2 separate regions of the Homo sapiens genome follow, and region 2 is linked to region 1. A link is a loop called in an ENCODE intact Hi-C map of the cell type or tissue named here. Cell type or tissue: PC-3. All regions are shown on one strand. Each heading gives the region's core, and the rest is flanking DNA. Links, peaks and the distances in the headings are about the cores only.

Region 1 (12,573 bases), core at 2,184-10,183:
GGGGAAGGAGCAGTTAATTCTGAATGGCGACATTGAAGAAGGTGACACAGTCAACGTGATACCTGAACTGACTTTCTAAGAGCAGGCCCTTCTCCACTGAGCCACATGCAATTGGGCACACAGAACACTTTGCAGGGTATGATGGTGCCTCTCCCTTGAGAAGGTTCACTGTAGTGTGCCCTGTGGGGCCTGCTCCTGTGCCATTCCCTGCCTCACTCTTCACACTGTAGTATGTGTCTCTGTGCCTTGCATGTGTGCTTCCCCTGGTTGTAACACCCTTCTCGCTTTTCCTCAATGGATTAATTTCTCTTCGTTGTTGAAACTCAAGCCAGGGCCCTTCTTTTGCAGGAAGATTTTGCTGTATCTGAGACTTGCACTTTGAGAAACATGCATGTTTGGTGCTCACCATTTCACCATGTCTTTTGAAAAGTATGTAAGGATGGACAGAGTGTGATAGACGAAGGAGGGGAGATATGTTGGGAAATATAACTAGTTTGATTGGTGCATCAGTTTCTATATATGTATATATTTTGAGTGGGATTGCTAAACCAGATCTTTAATAAGTTCTCTAAAGGTTACAACTGTTTCCAACAAACCTTTTCTGGCCAAAGAAATATTTAGAGCAAGAGAAGAATAAATATGCAATATCCCCTCCTGTAGTCCAGGATGGCACCCCAGACCTGGTGTGCAGATTCCAGGCCCATATGTTCGATTTGCTTCTAACAGCAACATGAACTTTATGTTTATCCCGGTTCTTTTCCTGTCTGCCTCTGGGAGGTAGTTTTCTCCTGGGCATGTGACTGAGACCTGCCAGTTGGGGGAATCCTCTCCTTAAACAGCAGGGACAATCTCACCTTTCTGCTTATGGGTTTAATACCTATTGTTTCACCCTATCTCCTAAAAGGGGAGAAAAGTATCTCCACTTTTACACACAAGTATGTGGAATGTATCAGCATCCACTGATCATGTACTTTGATTTCAGTTAGGTGGCTTTGACACAGATGCCTTTTCCTTGGGAAGGCTGGGATCTTATATCTGGGAGTTGGGAAAAAATGAATCTTCAAGTTTGTCAAGGTGATGTCATTATGTTATGTCTCCAATATATTAATAATATATATTATATATATATTTTATATATTATAAAAATATAAATATTTTTAATTTATATCTGATTATAATAGGGCTACCTATTTATTACGGCAAATTTGGAACTTATGAAAAAATAATAAAGAACAAACAAAAATTACCCATCATCTTACTATCTATAAATAATCACTGTTAATGTTTTGGTAGTTAGCCTCCCAGATTTTTTTTTCTTTTTTTCTGCCTATATATTTTAGTGGGGATTATCTTCTACATCTTATTTTATAATCTGCTTCTTCATTTAACAATTACTGTGAACACTTTCCCATGTCATTAAAAGTTCTTTCACATTTCCAACATCAGTTTAAATCCTGCATTAAATTGAAGTCTTATACCATATAATACAGGTACTGAACATCAGTGATTTCTTTTTAGGTATTTATAGCTGAAATTTATAGATGGGCTTCAGAGCAACATCAGTGCATCCTCTATAATTGCATGCAAATGTTATGTGCGTGTGATTTTTTTTTTCTTTTGAGATGGAGTCTTGCTCTGTCACCCAGGCTGGTGTGCACTGGCGTGATCTCGGCTCATTGCAACCTCTGCCTCCCGGGTTCAAGGGATTCTCCTGCCTCAGCCTCCCATGTAGCTGGGATTACAAGCATGTGCCACCACATCTGGATAATTTTTGTATTTTTAGTAGAGATGGGGTTTCACCATGTTTGCCAGGCTGTTCTCGAATTCCTGACCTCAAGTGATCCGCCTGCCTCGGCCTCCCGAAGCGCTGGGATTACAGGCATGAGCCACCGTGCCCAGCCCGCATGTAATTTTTATAAGGAGAAGGACCATAGCTTTTATCAGATACTCAAAGGCTTAACTGCTAAAGGGTCAAAAATAAACAAACTTAGGCAATAATTGTTTAACTTAAATTATTAGAAGAGAAACTGCCGGGTTTAAATGATCTGTATGTTTTTGAGGTTTCTGATGATTTCTCCAGATTGTCATCCCAGAGGGGCTGTGGTGGTTTATACTACCATCAGCAGGAGCTAAGTGTTCTTGTTTCTCTGTGTCCTGGCCAAACTTTCCAACTATGGCTCACACTGGGCATGACCTCTTTTGAAATTTATCAACCTATTACTGGCTGTTCCGGCACTTTGCTTATAATTTACCATCAAGTATGGTTGAGTTAGTGCAACCACTGGAGTCACAGCCACTTGAAAATACTGTGTGTGAGTGGTTCAGCTGAAAGAGCCTGGGCTCGTAACTGCAGTATCTAGGCTTGTGTCCTAAGTCAGCATGGTCACTTCCCGTGCAGGGCTGACCAGACGGTGTGGTGGTTAGAAATGCAGTTGCTAGCGTCAGACTTGGTTTTGGTTCCACCTTAGTCCCTACTGATCAGCTGTGTTACCTTGCACAAGGTGTGTAAGCTCTCTGTGTTTCAGTTCCCTCATTTGTAGAACATGGACCTAATGATAGTGCCCATCTCTTTCATAGGGCTCTAATGAAGATCAGTGAGAAAACTCTTATATGGTACTTTCCTTAGTATCCAGCATATGGAATGCTATGGCCTGAATGTTAATGTCCTCCCAAATTCACATGTTGAAATCCTAACCTCCAACATGATGGTATTAGGAGGTGGAGGCTTTGGGAGGCGATTAGATCAGGAGGCCTGAGCCCTCTTGAATGGGATTAGAGCCCTTATAAAAGGGGCCTGAGGGAGGCTGGTCATCCCTTCCACTCTATGAAGACACAGCAAGAAAGCACTGTCCAGAAAATGGGCCCTGACCAGACGCTGAATCTGCCTTGATCTTGGACTTTCCAGCCTCCAGAATTGTGAGAAATAAACATCTGTTGTTTCTAAGCTGTCTGGTCTACGACATTTTGCTATAGCAGCCTGAATGGACTATAACACACAACATGCTTAACAACTATGAACTATCCTTATTAGGTGTAATGTTCTCAGGTCTCTTTTGCTCTCTGAGTTTTAGTTCGAATGCCGAGAATCACAGCCTTACAGAGCTGGAAAAGGTCTTAATAATCTTGTAGCCCAATTCTCTTATTCTACAGATGAGAAAACTGAGGTAAGAGTAGTAATGTGACTTGCTCACAGGGGTGTTGCTACTACCTGGTTCAGATGGTTATTTTGAGGACCAAATATTATTTGTGAAAGTGCTATTTTAAACATTTACACATTTATCCAATGTTAGTTGATTGTGCACTGTCTATATGGCCCATGAAAAATAAAACTCAAATTGAAGGAACACTCAGTGAACTGGGTCTTCTTAAGCCCTTGCTTCCCTGAGGACATCTGGTCTAGTGTCTTGCATACAGCTGTAATCCAGTAAGGTTTTTTTTTTGTTTTGTTTTGTTTTGTTTTTTTTTTTGAGATGGAGTCTCTCTCTGTCGCCCGGCTAGAGTACAATGGTGCAATCTCGGCTCACTGCAACCTCCACCTCCCGGGTTCAAGCGAATCTTCTGTCTCAGGCTCCTGAGTAGCTGGGATTACAGGCATGCACCATCACGCCTGGCTAATTTTTGTATTTTTAGTAGAGACATGGTTTCACTATGTTTGCCAGGATGGTCTCAATCTCCTGACCTCGTGATCTGCCCACCTCAGCTTCCCAAAGTGCTGGGATTACAGGCGTGAGCCACCGCGCCTGGACCCCAGTAAGTTTTTTATGAAGACAATGAATGTGACACGTGGGTAAAGCCCAAGACAACAGACTAGAGTGGAAAATCTATAGCCCTGGGTTGTTATTTGTTTATCTGCTCCAATTCCCTGGGTCCTGTTCTTCTCTGAGTTCCAACATATAGCATAAAATTTCAGAGAATGAGCAAATGAATGCTGCCTATTTGGAGGAAATAAAGTGAAATAATTTTCATCCTCAGGCATTTTAATGTACAAACCAGTCAGGCCTGTTAGCTGATAGGTGCACAGATTGATGCCACAGTCTCAATAATCCTGCCGCACAGGTGACCCTCCCGGTTGGAAGCCACCTGCTCTTCTCCATATGAGCCTTATAGCCACTTCGTATATCTCTCATATCTTTTCTTTCCCTCACTGCCTTTTGATACATAACAACTCCTTCTACTTCTGACTCACTTTCCGGAGCTTTGCTTCCAGCTTTTACCTGTGTGGTTCTCAGATCTTTAAAACTAAAAACAAATGTTTTCTGAATAGGTAACTATGAGTCTTGAGCTACTGCGAAAGACATGTTCCCAGTAGCCACACTTATTTTGATCCACTTGTTAAAAAAAGAAAAAATCTAGCATCCTATTGGAACATGATTCCAAATTCTGCTTTTTACTGTTGGTTCACTTTGGCAGTCTTTCAAAGCCAGAAGTAAGTTAGACTGCCTTCCTGATGCGTCTCTGCCTGCCTTAGTCCATGGTGAGCAGGCATATAGCATATTGTTTTTTTTTTTTTTTTTTTTTTTTGAGACGGAGTTTCGCTCTGTCGCCCAGGCTGGAGTGCAGTGGCGCGATCTCGACTCACTGCAAGCTCCGCCTCCCGGGTTCACGCCATTCTCCTGCCTCAGCCTCCCGTGTAGCTGGGACTACAAGCGCGCGCCACCATGCCCGGCTAATTTTTGTATTTTTAGTAGAGACGGGGTTTCACCGTGTTAGCCAGGATGGTCTCGATTTCCTGACCTTGTGATCCGCCCGTCTCGGCCTCCCAAAGTGCTGGGATTACAGGCGTGAGCCACCGCGCCCGGCCGCATATAGCATATTGTTAAGAGTACAGGTTTAAATCCCAGCTTTGCTACTTGTTAGCTGTATGATCTTAAGAAAGTAATTTAAAATTTTTCTGTGCCTCAGTTTCCCATCTATAAAATGGAAATGATGCCAGAACCTCTCAGGGTTGAAATGAAGAATAAATGAATCACAAAGTTTTAAACCAGTACTTGCCCCAACTCATTCCGTATTAGGCATTATCATTATTTTGAATTCTGGTAGCACTTCTGGCTGTACTCAGAGTCATAGATGATTAGACATGCTCCAGTTTATTTGCCTCACTTTCTGGATGAAGAAACTGAACCACAGAGAGGTAAAATGATGGGCCCAAATTCAGTCAGCTGGAACATAACAGATGGAAACAGGCAAGCCCAGAATGAACTCTCCTCTTCATCTCTAAGCCAGGTACAGGTATCTGCTGCTACTTTCCATCAGCACTTCACATGCCTTTGGTGGGTTTCTCCATTTTCATCATCACATCCTTAAAGCCAGAATCTGTGTGTTATATCCTTTTGTATTCCTTTCTGTGCCCAGGACAGTGCTCTAGACCAGAAGTTGGCATTTAATCATTAGCTGCTTAATTACTCAAGCGTGGGGCTGTGCAAATTGAAACTGTTGCTAAGGTGGAGAATATTGGTGATGTCTGGTGTTTGTAGGGTTAATGGTAATAATCTTAGATCTTATGTTAGTAATTCTGAGCCATTTTTAACCATTTTAACAGTAAGCAATGCAGTGGGCAGGTATATAAATTGTTAGTATTTAAGCCAAAGCTGGATATAATTTAGCAGAGATGCTGGGGAAAGAACACTAAAATAAAAAAGTTCATTCCCACTAGACTGGTGGCTCTCAAACATTATGTGCATCAGAATCACCTGGAAAGCTTGTTAAAACACAGACTGCTGGGTTCCACCACTGAGCTTCTGACTCAGAAGGTGGGTGGGGGGCAAGAATTTACCTTTCCAAAAAATTCTCCGGTGATGTTGGTGGTCCGGAGACTACACTTTGAGAACCGCATTTCTAATGTCTTGTCCAAATCTGAGAGTCTGTGATCCTTAATAATCTTTCATTCCTTGGGAGTACAATAGGGTCTTTTTATCTGCTATGTTCTCAGCATTTAGCACAATGTCTGATCCATAAAAGGCATAGTAGACTGAAAACGTTCCCCAAAGACATCAGGTCCAAAAGATCTTTGTAGATGTGATTAAATTAAGGATCTTGAGATGAGGGCGTAATCCTGGTTTGTCTGGGTGGGCCTGAAATGCTATCGCAAGGGTTTTTATAAATAGAGACATTTTACAAACACACACACACACACACACACACGAAGGCAATGTGAAGACAGGCAGAGATGGGTGTGATGTGGCCATAAGCCAAGGAATGTTGGCATTGGCAGCCACCAGAAGCCAGAAGCAGCAAGGAATGGAATCTTCCCTTAAGCCTCTAGAGGGAGCGTAGCTCTGCTGATATCTTTGTTTCAGCCTAGTGAAACGGATTTTGAACTTCTGGTCTCTAGAACCGCGAGAGAATAAATTTCTGTTGTTTTAAGCCACCAATTGTCAGGTAATTTGTTACAGTGACCATAAGAAATAAGTGTAGTTGATAGTCAGTAAACATCAATGAAATGAATAGGGGAGCCAGATGTAGACTATGTGATGTCCATTTAACTGATACATAAACTGAGGGCTTCATGTCTCAGGTCCAAATGTGCAGTGTATGTTTACTGAAAGGGAGGCCCAAATCTGTCACCTACCTCAGTTTCCTTTCTACTAGCCCAACTGCACAATGAAATCAGACTCCCTAAGGATGGGCCTGTGCTTCACTATTGTTTCAGAAGTTCACCAGCCAGGATTGAAAACTGCCTAGACCGAGCTATGTCATAGAAGCTGGCTGATCCTCAGTATGACTGCTGAGAGCTTAAATGCACACCAGAGGCTTTAGAGTTTGCACAGTACTCCTATCAGATCTAACCCCACAACAGCTGTCTAAGGCAGGCAGGGTGGGTGCCATCATTTCCCAGATGAATAATGAAGCCCTGGGGAAAATTAGCTATCTTGGAGCAGCCAATCCTCCAACCAGACTCAGCTCTCTGACTCCGTATCCAGAGCCTCTTGTGCTACACGGCAGTTCCTGCCCTCAGCAGTGATGTGTGAATGTGTGCACCTAATGACTATTCAGGTAAATTCATTGTCAGCCCTGAGATTTTGGACACTGGAAACATGAACATTTTACATGCTGAATTACTTTAAACTTATTATGGGAGAAGAGGTAGGTAAGATTTGAAGCCAGGGAGCCTTGGCAACCCTTCTTTAGAGGGAGTTTAAATTCATCCCAAACCAGTTCCTGGGGCATTTTACATCTGACTCTTGGGCTAGACATGGGTGACAAATGGTTCCAAACACATGCTAGAATGCTCATATCAGCAAACGAAGGATCTCCCTTTGGGATAACTAGATCTGTAGTGCCATTTTGCTTGTGTGAATATCCAGGCAACTGGCTCTCTCTCTCTCTCTTTTTTTTTTTTTATCAATAATCAGAGAAAAGCACTTGAGCACACATTTCAGTGACTTTGGGTCAGTGGATTTTAAGGTGAATCAACAATACCCTTACCCCCTCCCAACTCCAGATGGACATATAATCATAGCTTCATAAATGTGACCACAAAAGATTAGATGAAGGCACAGGGCAAGGAGGCTGGAGTCTCTGGTGTGGGTGTTTTGTAAGACACCCCCAGCAGGGGCCAGAAGTCTGTTTGCTCTGCCTGCTTGGCCCAGCTGCCAGCTCTGATGATTCACTCTGCCAGTTGGATATTACCTAGTGATTTTTATGGAGTTAAATCTAAAGGAAATTTGAGGAGGAGATCGCTTCCTCTATTTTAATTAGACTTCTGAGACTGTTTGCTTCAAATGCAACTGCACCGCCACACATCTGTAGCAGACTGGCTGCTGGAACAGCAATAAGGCACCATGAATTTTAACTATCTGGAGAGGGTTATTTGAATAGCCAGGTCATGATAGCTGCCGCCTGAGCCTGTGTGTGAGCACAGGCGCGCAAACACGCATACACACGCACACACACACGGTGTACCTCATACAGATGTTTGAACAGTCCCTGGGGAACACACATTTTCTGTTGTAATAAAGGAAAACACAGTCCTCAGCTGTAACCTAGGAGACATGGGATCCCATCAGAATTGGAATCTTTAACCGCATCTTGGCTGCTTGCAGGACCGGCCCAGGAGGGGTTTTTCTAGCACAGGCTTCACGTTGCCTTGTAGTTCCCGGTGGCAGCCGCTGCCGAGGAGACAGCTGCCTGCTGTTCGCTCACACATAAATCCCTGGGGAGAAATAAGAGCTAAGTGGTTGTTACAAAGGGGTGATGGGTTTGACTCCCATAGCTAGTCACAGAAACATTCCTGCCTCTTCCAGACCACACTTTCTCATCCCGAGACACCTTTCTGCCCCTAATCTCTGTGCATGTTTTGGAATCACAGGGCTGGAAGTAGACTCTGGGGGCCACCTACCTGTTTCCCCACTGCTTGTCACTTCCTCATCCAAGCAGGCCCAACCCAGGAGAGCTGTCCATCCCTGTTACCCCTTGGGAAGGGCATAAATATTGTTATCTCCATTTAATAATGTGGTGCTAGAGTAAGGTAGAGAATATTTGTTCCAGGAGAAATGACAGCGGTTTTCAGCCTAGTGACCTGGAGGTGATTTAAACCCCCTCATCTGGATTTGTTTAACACACTTCAGTTTTATTATTCGGTTTTCACACAGGAAGTTAATGAATAACGCAATCTGGCTCTGAAACTATACAACCAAACAAGGCACCCTGGCTGGGAAGCTCACTCTCAGGACAAGTGTACCTTGATTTACACAATAGCAGCATTCCTGGGAAATTGTCTATAAATCAGAATTTTGAAATAAAAGAGCCTTTAGAGAAATATAAGGCATATAGTACGTCAGTCTGTTTTTAATTTTTTTAATTTAATTTTATTTTTTTTTAGCAAAGCCAAGAGCCATCTTGGAACATGAATAATTTTCCCCTAACAGATTTTTAAAATAAATTTGTTGAGTTAGAGTATTCCTCAATAAACCTCTGTATTAAGCATGGCTCACAGGGCTGGTGTGGCCCTTGTAGGAGGTGTTGCCTGGGAGTTGAGTGAATCCTGGAATGTTTGGGCTGGGAGACCTGGGCAGAGGGACCCACCTTCACCCTTCCCAGATGAATAACTGGAGCATACCAGTGCTCTGGGACACAAAGGAACAAAAGAATTCACAGTTGTAACTCACCCTGAGGGCCCAATTCCAGCCCAGTCTTGTCACCGCCTCCCTTTTGGCAAATTACTTCTTGAATCTGGGCTTCTTTCTTTTAGGAGAGGTGTAGTCCGAGAGGTGTAGTCCGAGCTCCAATTTACCTATCAGGAATAGAGGGAGAGAGAGTTCAGTTTTTTTAGTCCTTTAGAGAAATGGACTATCTCACATGTGAAGAGAATTTCTAAAGTCACTGGTCATATTCTGCCCCCGAACCATCTTCAGAATATGATGATTGGACCGGATCAGGTGGATTTTATGGAAGGAAGCCCACTCTGTGCTACTTGGGGCAACTGGCTAGCCAATGGGGTAGAAGGCAGTGCAGATAATTAGGTAGTTTGCTTTGAAGCTCCCATGTTTCCTATTATCAAGCATAATAGGGGACTGTTTTGATTTATTCTTTCTATTAACATATTATTAATATTAATTCCCATTGTATTTACCCCCTGCATTTTAATCTGACTAGGCGGTGAGAGGGGGCAGAGAGATGGATGAATTAATCTGGATTCACCTTGGACTCTGTGGTACTCAAGAATTGTTCTCTTTCAGCACCAAACTTCACTTATAGGGTAATATTATCATTTACTTTTTTCTAATTATTTCCAGATACAGTCTTGTAAATGCTCAGAACACCTCTGTGAGGTCTTTAAGATTGGAAAGGGCTTGTTTTCAGAGCCAAGTAGGCTGGGTTTGAATCCTGGTCAAACATAATCTATATGATTTCGGGTAATTTACTTTTTTGAACCTCAGTTTCTTCATCTGTAAAATCACTTAATAGCAATAACCCTGCAGGATTCTTGTGAGGATTAATTTACAAAAATGGAATATGCAGAGTCTGGTGTCTGGTACTTGGTGGGCTCTCTCCCTTCTACTCTGGGTACTCTCATTTTATTTTTACCAAATCAGGGGAAACTGAGGCACAGAGCACTAAAGTAACTTTCCCAAGGCAAAACCAAGTACCAGAACCTCAGATTCTGGTTCTGAAACCTGTGGTCTTTTGTTGTCCAGGTATTGTCAGAATTGGAGTAATTTAGGCTGATATATGGTCCATCCAACAAACTGGCATGTCAGACCCACCCTGGCTCTTCCCTGGCTGCTGTCTTTCAGGTGGGATTTCTGCAGTCTATCAGGGCACTTCCTGCACAGATCCAGAGTCTACCAGGAAGTAAACAAGGAAGCTGACATTTATTGAGTGCCGACATACTCTGTGCCTTTACATAAATTATCAGACACAAGAAGCCTGCAAGACTGGAATTATTGAGACTATTTTACAGAGGAGGAAATTAAGATTCAGGGGTTTTAAGTAGCAGGTTGTTCATTCACACAGAGATTGTGAAAGCAGTGGAAATAAGAGTCAACCCAGGCCCCTGGACTCTAGACAGGGGCCCTCATGCCAATTCCACTTCCCCCTGTACAGCAACCACTCAGGGGTCTTGCCTCCCCTTGGATTTTAGCCTATGAGTCTCGATAAGCCTTGGACTGTCTTTTCTTTACTGGCCAAAATGAGGAGCTATAATTTTCCTAATTAACTAGTCTATATCTCTGATCAACACCAGGGAGCAGTGTCACATGGCTGGCAAAAGAAAGATGTCTCATAGCCCCCGTCCTTCCTCCCTAAATCCATACCCAGACAACTGAGCCACCACAGATAGACAAGGGTCCATTGGGCTAATAAAGGCATTTGGAAAAGAAGCTTACACGCTTTCCTTAGTAACCCGTTGCTGTGTTTAATAACCCATCCTGGCTAAGAATGCTTCCCTACTTCTAGCCTAAGCCCTAGTCCATCAGGCTGAGCCCATTCCTTTTGGTTTGTTCCTCAGTGGAGATGGTGAACAGCTGGTCCTCAGGCTCTTTCATAATCTTCCCGAGGAAGCCCATAAGCATGTGTTCACCTTGGAGATTGAAGGCTTCTCTTGTTTTCTGTACAAGAGGACTTTACTGCCAGACAACGCAGAGACACAGAACAGCTCTTAGAACAGAAAAGGTGTGCAGCATCTCTGAGCTGTCACTGATTTCTTTGCAGAATGGGCTCTGATTTTGTGGGTATCATGGGAAGGAACAATAAGACATATAGCATCATTGTGTTTAGAACTGGAAGGATTTTCAAACACAGTCTGAATGGGTCTCATTTTATAGCTGAAACTCATCCTACAGGGCCCACACTTAAGCTGCATGGATGGGGAAGTGGAGTCTAGAATTCCTCCAGAACTCTCTCCACCTAAGGATTTCCTTCTGGGTGTGCTATGGGCCAAAACTATGAAGCAGAGGTGAGGATTATTTTATTTTCTTCACTGGATCCTTGCCTCCAGGCTGGGAGATCCTTATGCCTTTTGCAGATTAATATTTAAAACCAGGGAAACTAAACATGTAATCTTTTTAAGAACAGCACTGTGGATATGTGGCTAAGGTATAAATTGACATTCTTCCAAACACCAATCACTTCCCATCTGGCATAGCCAGGCAAGGTCAACCCATTTCACAGATAGAGAGACTGAAGCACTCTTGCTCTCCTAAAGGCAACAACCATACGTGATTTTCCTCTGGCTGTGGCTCTTGGTTCTGGCGGCTATTGCAGGCTGGTCAGAAACCCGAAAATCTCCTCCCATCTCTCCATGTGCTCTTCCTGGTGGGAAAGAACACCCAGATGGAGGCTGCTTTTCTTCCCATGAGGGTGCTACGGCGGGTGCTGGGTGGCCAACGCTTTGTAAGCTGAAGGACTTCCGTGTTGGCAAACCTGCTTGCGCTCAGCAGACAAGCCTATAAATCTTGCTGAAAACAAATGCTTTAACTAGAGGAGGAAAGTTTAAAAGGCCCTGTGGGCATATTCTAATCACTGCTCGCTAATATCAGCTGGCTCAGATTTAGACTGTGGTTGTTCCCAGCGGAGGGGGTCTGGGTAGGCACCGTGTAAAATGCCGCTAGCTGTAATTAACTCTGACCTCCACAGCCTGCCTGCTCATTCACTCTTAATATTAGCTTTGACTCCCAGAATGAGCGTTCAGTGTTTGTTGTTAGGATGTGTTCTTTGAAATTCTTCTTTAGCAGTCCTTCGTCAGCTCCTATTCTAACCTCAAACACGCATGGAGCCAAGGTAATCAGATAGTATCAAATGAAATCAATAATTAGGTAGATTTTGCAGTTTTGGAAAATTCCACCTATCTCAATACCGTTAATAATCCATACATTTACAGCTCACGCTTTACAATGTGCAAAGTGCTTTCATATACTTACTTGTTCCTCAAGACAGCCCTGTCAGGTGGGCAAGGCTGATATTACAGTCATCTCGCAGATGAGAAAGAGTACAGGTGAGAGAGGAGATGTGGCTTGTTTGGCATCGCCTGTGCAATTAGGGGCCGAGCCCTGGACATTTATGTCTTTTGACCTCAACACTGTTTCTTAAATACCTGATTCAGAGTGGACCATAGAGATAGACTGTAATGATGAA
Region 2 (12,573 bases), core at 1,566-9,565, 140 kb after region 1:
ATTTCCTTATTTTTAAGGTCTCCAAACACTCCTACAGGTCTATTTTCCTGCAATTCTAGACATCCTCTTCTACTCTTTTAGAAATAAAAGCAGGTAAGAAATGTTCTAATTTTTGTTGATTCTTCTGTGTGCATAGACAAATCATGACATTTGCAGTGTTTGCACAGATTGAAGTTAAAGTAAGTATGGTGTCATGAGTGCGGGCTCTCATATCAAGCTGATTCAGGTGGAAATCTTGGATTTCCTGGGCTCTTGAGAGCCTCCCACCTCAACTCCCTGAGTAGCTGGGATTACAGGCATGCACCACTGTGCCTGGCTGAATTGCATTTTTAACCAAAGTAGTCTAGATACACTCTATTAAGAAGATGGCTTTTGAGCAAAAATTTAAAGAAGTGAGGGATTTAGACCTGTGGTTGTCTGGGCATTCCAGGCAGAGGAAATAACCAGTGGTAGCAAGGAAGAACATGATACAATAGCTGGCTTCTGGATATATTTGAAGGCAAAACCAGCAGAATCTCCTGCAAGACTGGATGGGGAAAGAAGGAGAGGAGTCATGGAAGACTCCAGGGTTTTGGCTTCAGTAACTGGAAGGATGACATTAATTAAAATGGGGGAAGGATGAAGGTGAAGTGGGTTTTTGGGGAAGATCTGGTAGTCATTTTTGAACATATTAGATTTGAAATGTCCATTGAGTGTCCAACTGCAGATGTTATGTAGCCAGTTGGATATACAAATCTGCTGTACAGGAGCGCAGCTTGGGTGATAGATACAGATTGGGGAGTTAGCAACATATCAGTGGTATTTAAAGCAACGAGGTTGTATGAGATCACCAGTGGAGAGAATGCAGGTAGAAGACCAAGGACTAAATCCTGGGGGGACTCCAGTGTTGAATATGAGGAGAGGAGGAAGAAACAGAAAAGGGGATTGAGAAAAAGGAGCCAATGAGGTGGAAGGAAAGCCAGGAGAGTGTTGTGTTCTGGAAGGTCAGAATAAAAATACTTAAAAGAGGAGGGTGGGATCTACTCTGTTGAATGCTGCTGATAAATCAAGTAATATGAGGACTGAGAACTTACTCCATGAATACATCTCTAGTGAGTGCTGAAGTTGAAAGAGCCTCCAATAGTTTCTCTGATTCTTATTGTATTCAATGAGTTATAACCCATTACTATCGTTATTAATTGTGATGTTTAAATTATTCCAGATTTGGCTATGAGGAGCTTCTTCCAACTACCCCCTGTGTCCTTTTCACAAGCGCATGTTGTTCTGGGAGCATCACTTTATTTTATGATGGACATGTCAGATTTTTCTCTATGTACTCCACAGAATATTCCTCGACAGACAGCTTTGTATCTTAGGTCACTCTATAAACTTGCTCTTATTTCAGAACATATACTAATTATTTTCATTTCCTGCCATGCATGTTTTCATTAGTATTGCCTACTTTATTCCCTTGCAATGAGCATTTGTATATTCTTTTCTCAAAACAGAAGTTACTTTACTGTTTGTTTCTGATTATCATGCTTACTGACAGTATGTCAAACAACATAAGAAAAATAAAATTTTAAAAGTTACTTAAAAGCCCATCATATTGAAATAATACATTAATAACATTTGGTGGAACATGGTTTCAGACACTTAATTCTTGTTATGTAACATATAACTATGCCTTGTGTGTATGTGTACACCCATAACTTTTTCTAAATTAGTTCATAATCATACCAATAGCTGTTCTGTAATCTATGGCTCTTCCACTCAATAACATAGAACATACATTTTAATATATGTTAAAACAGAATATAACCAGCTTTGCAAGCAGAAAGATAGTGATAGTTTTTTCCCCACACAAGGGCCACATTTTCTCTTTTTTTTTTTTGGTCTGATAAATATTTTTATCAGAGCATCTACTTTGTGCCAGGTTCTCTAACACCTTTCTCTGGTTTCATATTGGACGTGAGTGTTTGGGTAATCATTACTGGTATTGGTTAGCATTCGTGCTATCCTCTCCTTGGGTGTGGTCACAGGACTTGCTTTGCATAACGAAGTGTGAGCATATGTCACTTCCAGGACAAAGCCTTGGGGCCAGTGCAGGACTTGCCACATCCTTTCCTCCCCTCTGTGGGACACTGGAAGCACACTTTGATGTGGAACTTCTACCTTCCTGGCTCCCTGAGTGACTACACATAAACCAAGTCCTCTGCCAAGTTCATTGGGTAAGAAGTACACTTTTGTTACATTAAGCCACTGGGATTTTGTGATTGATTGTTACTGCAGCATAGCCTCTCCTATCCTGACTGATGGTATCTAAACAGCTGTTAATTTACTTAATTGTGTCTACCCCATAAGAGACTTTCTCTCATGCCTTGCTGAATGGTAGATCTACTGCATTTACAATGTGTGACCAATCTACCAGGCTAATAATCTTATGAGTATGAAATGGCAAATTACCCTAAACCCAGAATATGGTGAGGAAGAAGGCTGCAGGTTAATCACTATTTATCAAAATGTGCAATGAAGAACACCCACATCAGAATCATCTGGGTTACTTATTTACAAATGCAAGTATCAAGGTCCCATCAATACAATAGAATCAACAGATCTGTGGTGTGTATTTCTAAAAAGCTCCCCAGATGTTTTTTTTTTTACAAATTCCAAAGCCACTGACATGAGGTATAAGATCAAAAACATTGACTCACCACTTTTTTGGACTGTTAAAAGGAGTTTATCAGTGCTGACTGAGTGTGTCCTACATGTCAGAGATTATACTGGATCCTGCAAATACTAAGCCAAAACCAAAGCCAAAGTAAAGTTCCTGCCCTCAAGAAGCTCATAGACTATTTTGTGGGAGACAGTTGTATAAGTAAGTAATTTCAATCAATTGTTGGGATGGAAGCCTCTATAGGATACAGGGTGGGCCCAAAGCACAAGTGGTCACTTTGCATGTAGAAAGGCATTAAGGTTAAGCTGACATGGACAGGGATGTGTTGAAAGCCAGTATAGCTAACAAGAGCCTGATAGGATATCTGATGAGAAGGAAATGCTGTGGTGGGCTTTGAAAAGAATGTTAGACAGTTACTGGGCAGTTCACTTTCAGCTGTGAAGACAGTGACTGAAATCAAATATGTCATCATCAGAAATTCATCTTTAGAGGTGGCAAGAAAGAAATGCACTTGGCTGGATGGGTGTGTTTTTGCAAGAGTGAAGAGAGGGGTTGGCTCCAGGTGAAGTTTGACTTGAACATCTGTGCCTTTGCTTTCAGTGTCAGTTTGCCCTCTCATTCCACCTCTCCCTGGTATTCCTGGTGTTCTCCAGAGGGAAGAGACCTGGTGAGCTAAAATACATGGATATATGCATATCCTGGCAGCAGTATTTGCAGAGAAATCTCCTACTCGAAAATAACTAAAACTCTAATAGATGATAGGTCCAGGCAAGACTAGAAGTTAAATGTTGTTGATTGATCTACAAAGGAAAACCTGGGACTAAGGATGAGCCACTACTGATAATAATCTTCTGAGGGTGGGATATGGCCCTTTGCTCTCAGGTTTAATGTTTCATAAGCTAGGATGCTGAACAGAAGCTTCCCTTGAAGTTGGCTTGAAGGGAGATCAGGAAACATTGGCCTGCTGAGGTGCTGTGGCTGGCACTTAGGGAAAGTGCTCACCTTTTCCCAAAGCCTTTGTATCTGCCCTGCCTGAAACTGAGGAGCTGTCACAGGCTATTCCAGCAGACATTGCATTATCAGGACAGCAAGTGGAACTAAATACACGATTCTGGGTTTCCTTAGCTTCTTCATGATAAACCCATCCAGACCAGGGTGAATGGAAAGCCAGGGTCCTAAAGCCACATCAGCTGAGAAACTGTGGGCCTGACCGTGGAGGGTTAGACTGCACAGGAGAGGTCTGTGGGAATCATGAGGACAGCAACTATTGGAAGAACAGTTAATGGAACCATAAGTGGACTTTCTATAAACTTGTCAAGCACAGTGTCTAGCACATAATGGATATTTGATGTGTCCTTTTGTCCCTTTGTCTAATGGCAGAATAAAGACCATTGTGTGGAAAGAAGACATAGGCTCGATGTAAGGATGGATTTTCTAATAATTATAGTTGTTTAAATATGGTGTAAGTGGTCTTAAGAGAATACACTCATCTATATAGTCAACGATCATTATTGGAACACCATCTAAGTGTCAGGTATTGCAGTAAGAGTTGAGGATACAAAGATAAATAATATGTGGCTCTCTTCCTTTAAATGCTCAGAGACAAATGGGAGAGACAGATATGGATGAAAAAGATAAATTCCAATATAATGTGTTCTGATGAAGTGAGGGTAAAGTGCTGAGGGATCACAAATTATGGAGTAACCGATATGCCTGGCTGAGTTGGGAGAAGCCTCACAGAGCAGATGACATTTGATCAGGGTCTTGAAGGATGAGTAGTAGTCTGCTATTCAACAGTGTGGAGTTCTTTATCACTGAAAGTGTTCAGACAGAGACTGAATGGCAACCTGTCAAAGGTATTGCAGAGGGATTGCTAGAGAGATGGAAGACTGGTCAGTTAGGTGACCTCTAAGGCCCTTCCAAATCCAAGAACCTATAAAAGCGCCACAGTAGTGGGACATTATTGTTCCCGCCTATATGTTACCATCTATCAACACATTATTCCCAATTGTCTGCCTCATGGGGCACAAGGGGGCTGCTGTGAACCTAGAGAGGGTTTCAGCTGGAATGAGGAGGGGGAGAATTTACCTTTTCTTAGCCCTAAGGGTGAGTATCTCTTTACACTTCTCAGCTGAGTGTACTAAAGTGGAAATGTATGAAGGACTTAAGAAAACACTGAGAGTTGGGGATGGAAGAGATAGCTCTGTTCCTCTCCATACTTGGCAGAGTCTAGGGTGGGGTTTTCTTTATATCCAGGTGGTCTCATATTTCTCCGGTCTGTACAGAACAGCTGAAGCTGCCTCCTTTGCTGTAGCCCTGCTTGCCTGAGCCAAGACAGCCATTTGAGGCTTTCTGTCTGCCATCCAGCACTGACTTCGCCCTTCTGCCAAGAAAGCAATGAAGACAAAGGAGGAATACCTAAAGAAAAAAGTACATCCAGCTACTCGCAGTCATTGCAGCTGAGTTTTTAGGCTGGAGAATGCTTGAATTGTTCACATTCTTGACTCTGCTCGGGTGAGCACAGGTGCACTCAGGTGAAGCCACCATCCTTTTTCTTCACCTGCAGGGCTGAGAGGCCCCACTGACAGGCGGGCAGACAGACCTGCTATTGTCACCCTGCATGGGGTGGTATATCAAATGCATTTTAAGAAGGGCTTGAGGCTTGAGGCTCTTGGGTCTCCTAAGTACAGACTTACGGGGAAGAAATGAAGAAATCTTAAAAGGTTAAGCTTTTCCTCTGAGGAAAAAGAACATTTAGGCAACTGAGTCCAGCCACTTTCTTGGGGACTTCTCGTGGTCAGTCAAATGCAGACATAAATCACTTTACTTCCAGTCTCCAAAATACAAACCTTGGCTTTCACACTCGTTAAACTCTGGAACTAGTTAGCACATCAAGTTTCTTCTGGGATGTCTGTCAAGAAGGATTAGCAGCCAGTTGATGGATGTGGGTTCAGGCTGCAGTGAACTTGTAATATCCACTCAGCTCTGGAGAGCTGGCTCTGTGTCCCCTGCTGACCCCTACAGGCTCCTCGGAGTCAGGAAGAAATGGAACCTGATCCCATTGACTTCTGTGGTGTGTACAGATTGTGCCTTTTCTGTAAGCCAGTAATAATTACAATATTAACTATTATAAGGAAATATACAGGCATCTGCTTATTTTTGCCAAAAGAACCACAGGAAGGATAAACCAAAAAGTAGTGAAACCAGTTATTTACAGGGCATGGTGGGAATGGGGTGCAAGGAATTGGGATGGAGGAGAGGGATACATCTTTAAAAATACCTTTTTGTACAATCTTAACTTTTGGAAGCAAGTTAATGTTTTACTACTCAAAAAATTCAAATCAATAAAAATCCTGAAAAAAACCATAAAATTAAATCCAAACAATTGGATCTATTTGCATTTCATATGAAAAACAGTCATATTGAAGGAGGAAATAAAACTAATCAAAGTAACTTTTGAACACAGTATTTTCACTGTATGCCTCCAATCCAAAGAGAAAAAGAGCTATAAACAAATATTGAATGCTAAATAGTGTTTGTTTTTCATGATGGCATAGGTGAGTAATTCTGAAACTGCTCTGTGCGTGTGTTCAAGCATTGGGCAAATGAGTAAATACGTTGTAGGTGGGAGCCAGGTTTTTCACTGTCAGAGAAGGGAGGTCCAAATCCGGAAAGGGGAAGGGCTAGAATAAACTCGTAACATTGGTTTGAATGGAAGTACCAGTACGAATTCATGTTTTCTTTATAGGCATATTAGGTTTAATATGTATGTTTAGCATTATATGTATGTATTATGTTTAAATATGTATGAGCTGTCATGGGACAATGAGTTTATCTATATATTCATCAGTCACTACCGGAAAATGTTTTAAAGTGATATCAGTTCACCAAGAGGGCCTAAAACCAATGATACCCCAGTAGCAATGCACATGCCTGGAGGTCCAGATCTTGACTTTTAAAGATGATTCTGCACAAAGAGAACCTGACTAGATCCCTTCAGAGAAATGGAGAATTACAGGGCAGAGGAGATACAAGATAAACCTGGACCAGCTTTTTGTGTCAGAAAGCAAGGAAGTGCTTAACAAAGAAATGATGGAAGCGTGTCAAAACGATGGGGATCCAGATTGAAGTGGTGCCCACTAGCCAAATCTGAGATGTTTGAGAATCCAAGCAAATGCAATAATATTAATGGATTAAAACTTATTGAGCAAAAGAAGAATCCATGAGTCTATAAATAAATGAATAAATACATAAATAAATGGGGCAGAAGGAACAGTTCCACCTTATGATTCTAACTTTACAAAGTAGAAGAAAGGACGGCGTTAACAAATTACCACTTGTGACCATTAGACTTCACTCAGCCAAGAATCACCAATGAATACTAAAATTAGTGGTTGTGAGCTTTACGAAGAACAGAATATTTACATCATGTTAAAGTTTCTCCCCACAAATATTTAACTACAAAGGGAGAAAATAGTAATTATGTTGCAGTGGAGAAACATGGTGGACATCACCTTATCCAAGTGATCAGAGCTGCCTGTACCAGTATCGAGACAACCTGACGAGCCATGCCTCTGCTGTGATACACTGAGAAGGGCATAGCATTCTTCTGTGGCATTTCTGTCCAAATTCTGCAACCTGAATTTAGTCATGAGGAAACACCAGACAATCCCCAAATAAGAAACATTCTACAAAACAACCGGCCTTTACTCCTCAGAAATACCCAAATCATGAAGGACAAAGAAAGGCTGAGGAAATGTTTCAGGTGAAAGGAGGCTTAAAGAATCATGATAATAAGTGCATCATTGTAGATTGGATCCTGGAATGGAAAAAATAGCTGTAAAGGACAGTTTGAGAGAAGGGGCAAAATTTGAATATGGACCGTGGGTTAAATAATAGCATTATATCAATGTTAAATTTGCTGATTCTGATAATTGTACTGAGAGGATATAGGAGAATGTTCTTGTTCTTGAGAAATATATACCAAGGTATTCAGGGATAAAGGGACATGATAAATGCAATCAAAGCAAGACAGTGAGAGGGGGCAAGGGAGAAAATGGTTAAGCAAATGGGGCAAATCATTACTAATTGATGCATGTGATGCATCCCGATAAAAGACCGATGGGCTTTTCGTTGCTGTTGCTGTTGTTGTTATTGTTGTTGTTTTGAGACAGAGTCTCCCTGTGTCACCCAGGCTGGAGTGCATCAGTGTGATCTTTGCTCACTGCTACCTCCTCCTCTCGGGTTCAAGTGATTCTCCTGCCTCAGCCCCCTGCCCCTCGAGTATCCGGGATTACAGGCACCCATCACCATGCCCAGCTAATTTTTGTATTTTTAGTAGAGATGAGGTTTCGCCATGTTGGCCAGGCTGGTCTCCTCCTGACCTCAAGCGATCCACCCTCCTTGGCCTCCCAAACCTATAGGTTTTCCCCCCCCTTTCTTATAACTTTTCTGTTACAAATGATATACAAAAAAATCAAGATACTATAAAAGAGAAAAATGTAACTATTATGGGCATTTTTTTACTTTCTTATAACTTTCCTGTAGTTTGAAATGATGTACAAAAAATCAAGATATTATAAAAGCGAAAAATGTAAGTGTTATGGGCATTTTTTTGTACTTTCTTATAACTGTTCTGTAGTTTGAAATGATGTTTCAGTGACAAAAAACATCATGATAAAAGAGAAAAATTTAACCGTTATGATGGTGATTATTCTTACCCCATCTTGCACTGCTTTGGAGAGAATTAAATATCAATTATATTACAAGAACTTTCATTTGTATACTATTTCAGAGTACGCAACATGCTTTGACATTCATTATCTCATTTAATTTTCACAATAGCCTTTTGAAGTAAACAAGGCAGGAATTTTATTGTCCCAATTTTACAGGAAACCCAAGGTTAGACACCTTATGTCCCTTTCTCAAAGTTACGGAACTAAAAAGGAGTAAGGTCGGGACTTGGACCCAGGCTACCTAACTTTTACTACAAAGCTTCCGCCATTACACTAAGATATGTCTGACCTCTGCAGCATGTGTGCTCCCTACCGGTCAGGTGTGGAAGACGTGATTATGATTAGAGTGTGATAATGTTTGGGTGCTCTGTAACTGCAGCTCTATCACGGCACTCATCTTGGATTATACCCTTCTGTAGTATAGCCTTCTAGCAAAGTATTACAGACATTGTCCTATTTAATATTTGTCTTGTGGTAGGTGGTCATACCAGTGTCAGTGCCCAGACATTACTATACACATAGATTCAGGTCCCTTTTCCCTCACACATGCTGCTGTGATCTGAATACTTCTATTTGCCCAAAATTTATACGTTGAAATCCTACCTCCCGAGGTGATGGTATTAGAAGGTAGGGCCTTTGGGACGTGATCAGGTCATCAGGGCTCCACTCTCATGAATGGAATTAGTGCCCTTGTAAAAGAAGACCCAGAGAGATGCCTTGCCCCTTCCACTGCGTAAGGACTCAATGAGAAGGTACCATCTATGAAGCAGGAAAATAGCCCTTAGCAGGTAATAAAAGTCCACCACTGAGGAGGGGTCATGGGCAAGTGAAAGATAATATGGGATGAACAGCAAATGAGGCAAAAGATCAGATGATAGGAAAGTCAACAGCAGACCATGATGATTGGTCTAAGGTGCAAGTCTTGGAAGAGTTTCCAGGATTTTTCACTTAGAAGAGTGAAGATTAGAATTTCAGAGCACCTTCTCTTCAGAGTAAACAGGCAGGGAATTCCCTGGGATGAGACTCTTAAAATCTATAACCAAGCTCCTCAGATTTACCTTCAGGCCCATTGCAAGCCTTAATGTTTCCTGATACATTGTTATGACCCTGCCATTTCTATAGCATCTTTCCTGTTCTGAATCCTTAACCCTCTGATTATTTGTGTCCTTCATTTGACTCTGATCACATATCACCCTATTTGGAGTTGCTTGGGGGCTTGCACGCAACCACCACACACTCCTTAACCTGGAAGTTAGGTTTCTGCTTTGTTGAAACAGTTCTCCAAGTGGTCACCAACTCCAAAGACCTGCTCTGAGTCTTTACTCTCCTCCATTTACCTAGGGCAGGCATTTTTAGCCTTTTAGGATATGACCAGAATGCAGATATGCACATATATACCATATTACCTACAATTTGATCATCTGTTTTTTTTAATCCTTTCTCTTAAAAGTATAAGGAACAGGTTTTTATTTTTTTAATTATTTTTATTTTTATTTTTATTTTTGAGAGGGAGTCTCGCTCTGTCGCCCAGGCTGCAGTGCAATGGCACCATCTCGGCTCACTGCAAGCTCCGCCTCCCGGGTTCATGCCATTCTCCTGCCTCAGCCTCCCGAGTAGCTGGGATTACAGGCACCCGCCACCACGCCCAGCTAATTTTTTGTATTTTTAGTAGAAACGGGGTTTTTTTGTTTTTAACCTTCTTACTTTATGAAGCATGGAGTCCAGATACTTGGCTTCAGGCAGCATCAAGAGGCACTGTGTGCACTGTGCTTACCTTAGCAGCCAGCAGGCCTCTCTCTGCTGCTTCTCCCTGACCAAGCTTAGTTTTTAAGAGACCCTGGCTTAGCTATAATCCTGTCACATCAAACTTCTATGAAGTGTGCTCAATTGAGAAAGACAGGCAGAGAAAAGGTGGGGACAGAAAGCGTGTCTCCTGACTCCACTTCCACCTTCAGATTGTTTTTCCCCAGTCAATCCAGCCTCAAAACACCTGGGTAGTTTTCCTATGTGACATCAAACATAAGCGTTGACTGCCAAGTTATATGAACTGATCAAACAGACTTTAAAAATCACACTGTGAGCTTCTAAAATGCTTTCTGCTTCATAGGGATGTTTGGAGATGGATTATACCACATCTGGGATGAACTTTGAGCTTCTTGGGAGAAATTATTATGCAACACTCTTTTGTAAATCTTTTCCAAAATTGCCAGGTGGCCAAAACTGTATTCTTCCACAAAATTGACTTTAGCCTTCCCCACGTTTACCAGCATCACATCTTAATCACCAGGTTGTCTCTCCTCCAGCTTCCCCTCACTTCTTGAAGATGAATGAGAACTCAGGAGTTCTGAGTCCATGTCCAGAGCATGTTCCATTACAACTGCTTGAGATGCGATTCAAGGTGCAAGTCAGGGTTGAGCAATGATAACGTGGATAAAAAGAAAGGCACCTCCACGGTTTTCCCTTGAGGAATGTACAACATGGTTTGAGAGTGTGACTTACGTGTGCCAAATCTAATTCTGTATGTCAGCATTTCCGAAAGTGAATTCCTTGGCATTTTAGTTTCCCCCAAATCTGAAAGGTGTTACATGGGAGAGAAAACTCACCCATTCACGCTCGGTGGGATGAATCGGCCAATGATTAGCCATCCACGGTCCAGTACTTTTAGGACACATGGACACACAATAGGAACTCAGTAAAAGTTTGTTTAATGAATGCATGACTAAAACCCTGAGTTAAACAAAATTGAATGGGGTTCCTTGTAGCATGGTGGGTCAGGTTCTCCAGAAGCAGACCTTGAAGTGAGGACATATGGGCAAGGAACTTATGAAAAAAGTGCTCCCAAAAGCAGCCAATGAAGTAGGAAATAGGATAGGGAAGGGAGAAACGAAGACCAGGTGCCATTTCAGGTGATCACTTAGGCCCAGGCAGCTCTGGGGCTTGAAGTATTTCACAGAGTTTGTTCTACTTAAAGGCAAAGGGTTAGGCTTCTCAACATCTGCCCATCATTGTCGTCATTGACCATGAGCCTCCTGAGGGACTGTGAATTCTCAGGTACTTTAGGCTTTCTGTGCATCCGCCAATACTCTGAAGAAAGTTGTGAAGAATGCCAAAGCTTGGGATGAGCACAAAGAACTGTAAAAGATCTCCAAGGATCTGGGTAGAGCATTAATAACTTCTGCTACATGCAGTTTCTCAAGACCTTTACCATATAGATATAAATTGTGAATGGCCAAGAGAAAAAGTGAACACTTAGTGTTTTCCAAATTTATTTGACCACCGAGTACGCTTTTCCCCTCAATCCTTCTCAGACTGTTTTTTTTCTTGTGCATGTGTGTGAAACATTCTTCGGTAAATGCTGCATATATTTTTCTCTCTTTTGAAAATTTTGTTTTAAAACATAGATTAAAATTGTGCCAATGGGCATGAGTTGGCTAGTGATTCCCTGCTTTCCAGCCCATTTCAGCTTATTGGCCTGCATGCCGCTCAAAAGTATGCAATACTTTTGAGAGCTGAAGATATTTAATGTCACCTAGGGAAAGTGAGGAGGTGATGGTCCTTTGAGATTTAAATGGCATTTTGGTCTTGGGTTTCAGGAACTAAAAAGCATGTATATTACAAAATAGGTGAATATAAAATTTGCATACCTACAAACAATGATAAGACACTAGATAAAAGGACAATATTAAAATATCTTCTTTCTAAATACTCCGTTGAGTAACAGCTAGTAATTTTCCCTCTTTGTAACACCTCTGGCAGATATTAACCCAAGGCCAAAGCCTGGTTTTGTCCACTTTTTCCAGAGAGCTGAGAATTAGTAAAGAATGCTCCAGGCTAGGTGCGGCAGCTCATACCTGTAATCCCAGCACTGTGGGAGGCCAAGGCAAGTGGATCACCTGAGGTCAGGCGCTCGAGACCAGCCTGGCCAACATGGTGAACCCCTCCTCTACTAAAAATACAAAAGCTAGGGGGGCATGGTAGCACATGCCTGTAATCCCAGCTACTCAAGAGGCTGAGGCAGGAGAATCGCTTGAACCCGGGAGGCGGAAGTTGCAGTGAGCCAAGAGTGTGCCATTGCACTCCAGCCTGGGCGACAAGGCAAGACTCTGTCTCAAAAAAAAAAAAAAGTTCCAAATTTAATAAATCCATCTCAGATACAGGGAGAAAGAGTAGGAAGGGGGAGAG

What was found. Hi-C counts contacts between places; a loop is a spot of excess contacts. Peaks named below come from ENCODE experiments on the same cell type or tissue, not always from the same donor. Only the 100,000 strongest peaks of a DNase experiment are listed, where the experiment ranks them.
Region 2: a loop joins it to region 1, with 8 times the contacts of the local background. A loop is called at or near these places in 10 of 110 quality-filtered maps.

The regions. Positions count from the first base shown.
Region 1 is chr1:165,284,010-165,296,582 of GRCh38, reverse strand. All of the region lies in intron 3 of LMX1A (LIM homeobox transcription factor 1 alpha), which reads left to right. Among named protein-coding and RNA genes, the nearest start is that of LMX1A, 66 kb to the left of the region's middle. In PC-3, for the core only: CTCF peaks have their summits at 6,268 and 7,531 (motif pointing right); a DNase peak (open chromatin) is centred at 7,562; H3K27me3 peaks cover 215 bases.
Region 2 is chr1:165,145,991-165,158,563 of GRCh38, reverse strand. No RefSeq gene overlaps it. Among named protein-coding and RNA genes, the nearest start is that of LMX1A-AS2, 52 kb to the left of the region's middle. In PC-3, for the core only: a CTCF peak has its summit at 5,673 (motif pointing left); DNase peaks (open chromatin) are centred at 5,653 and 6,273; H3K4me3 peaks cover 394 bases; H3K27ac peaks cover 2,982 bases.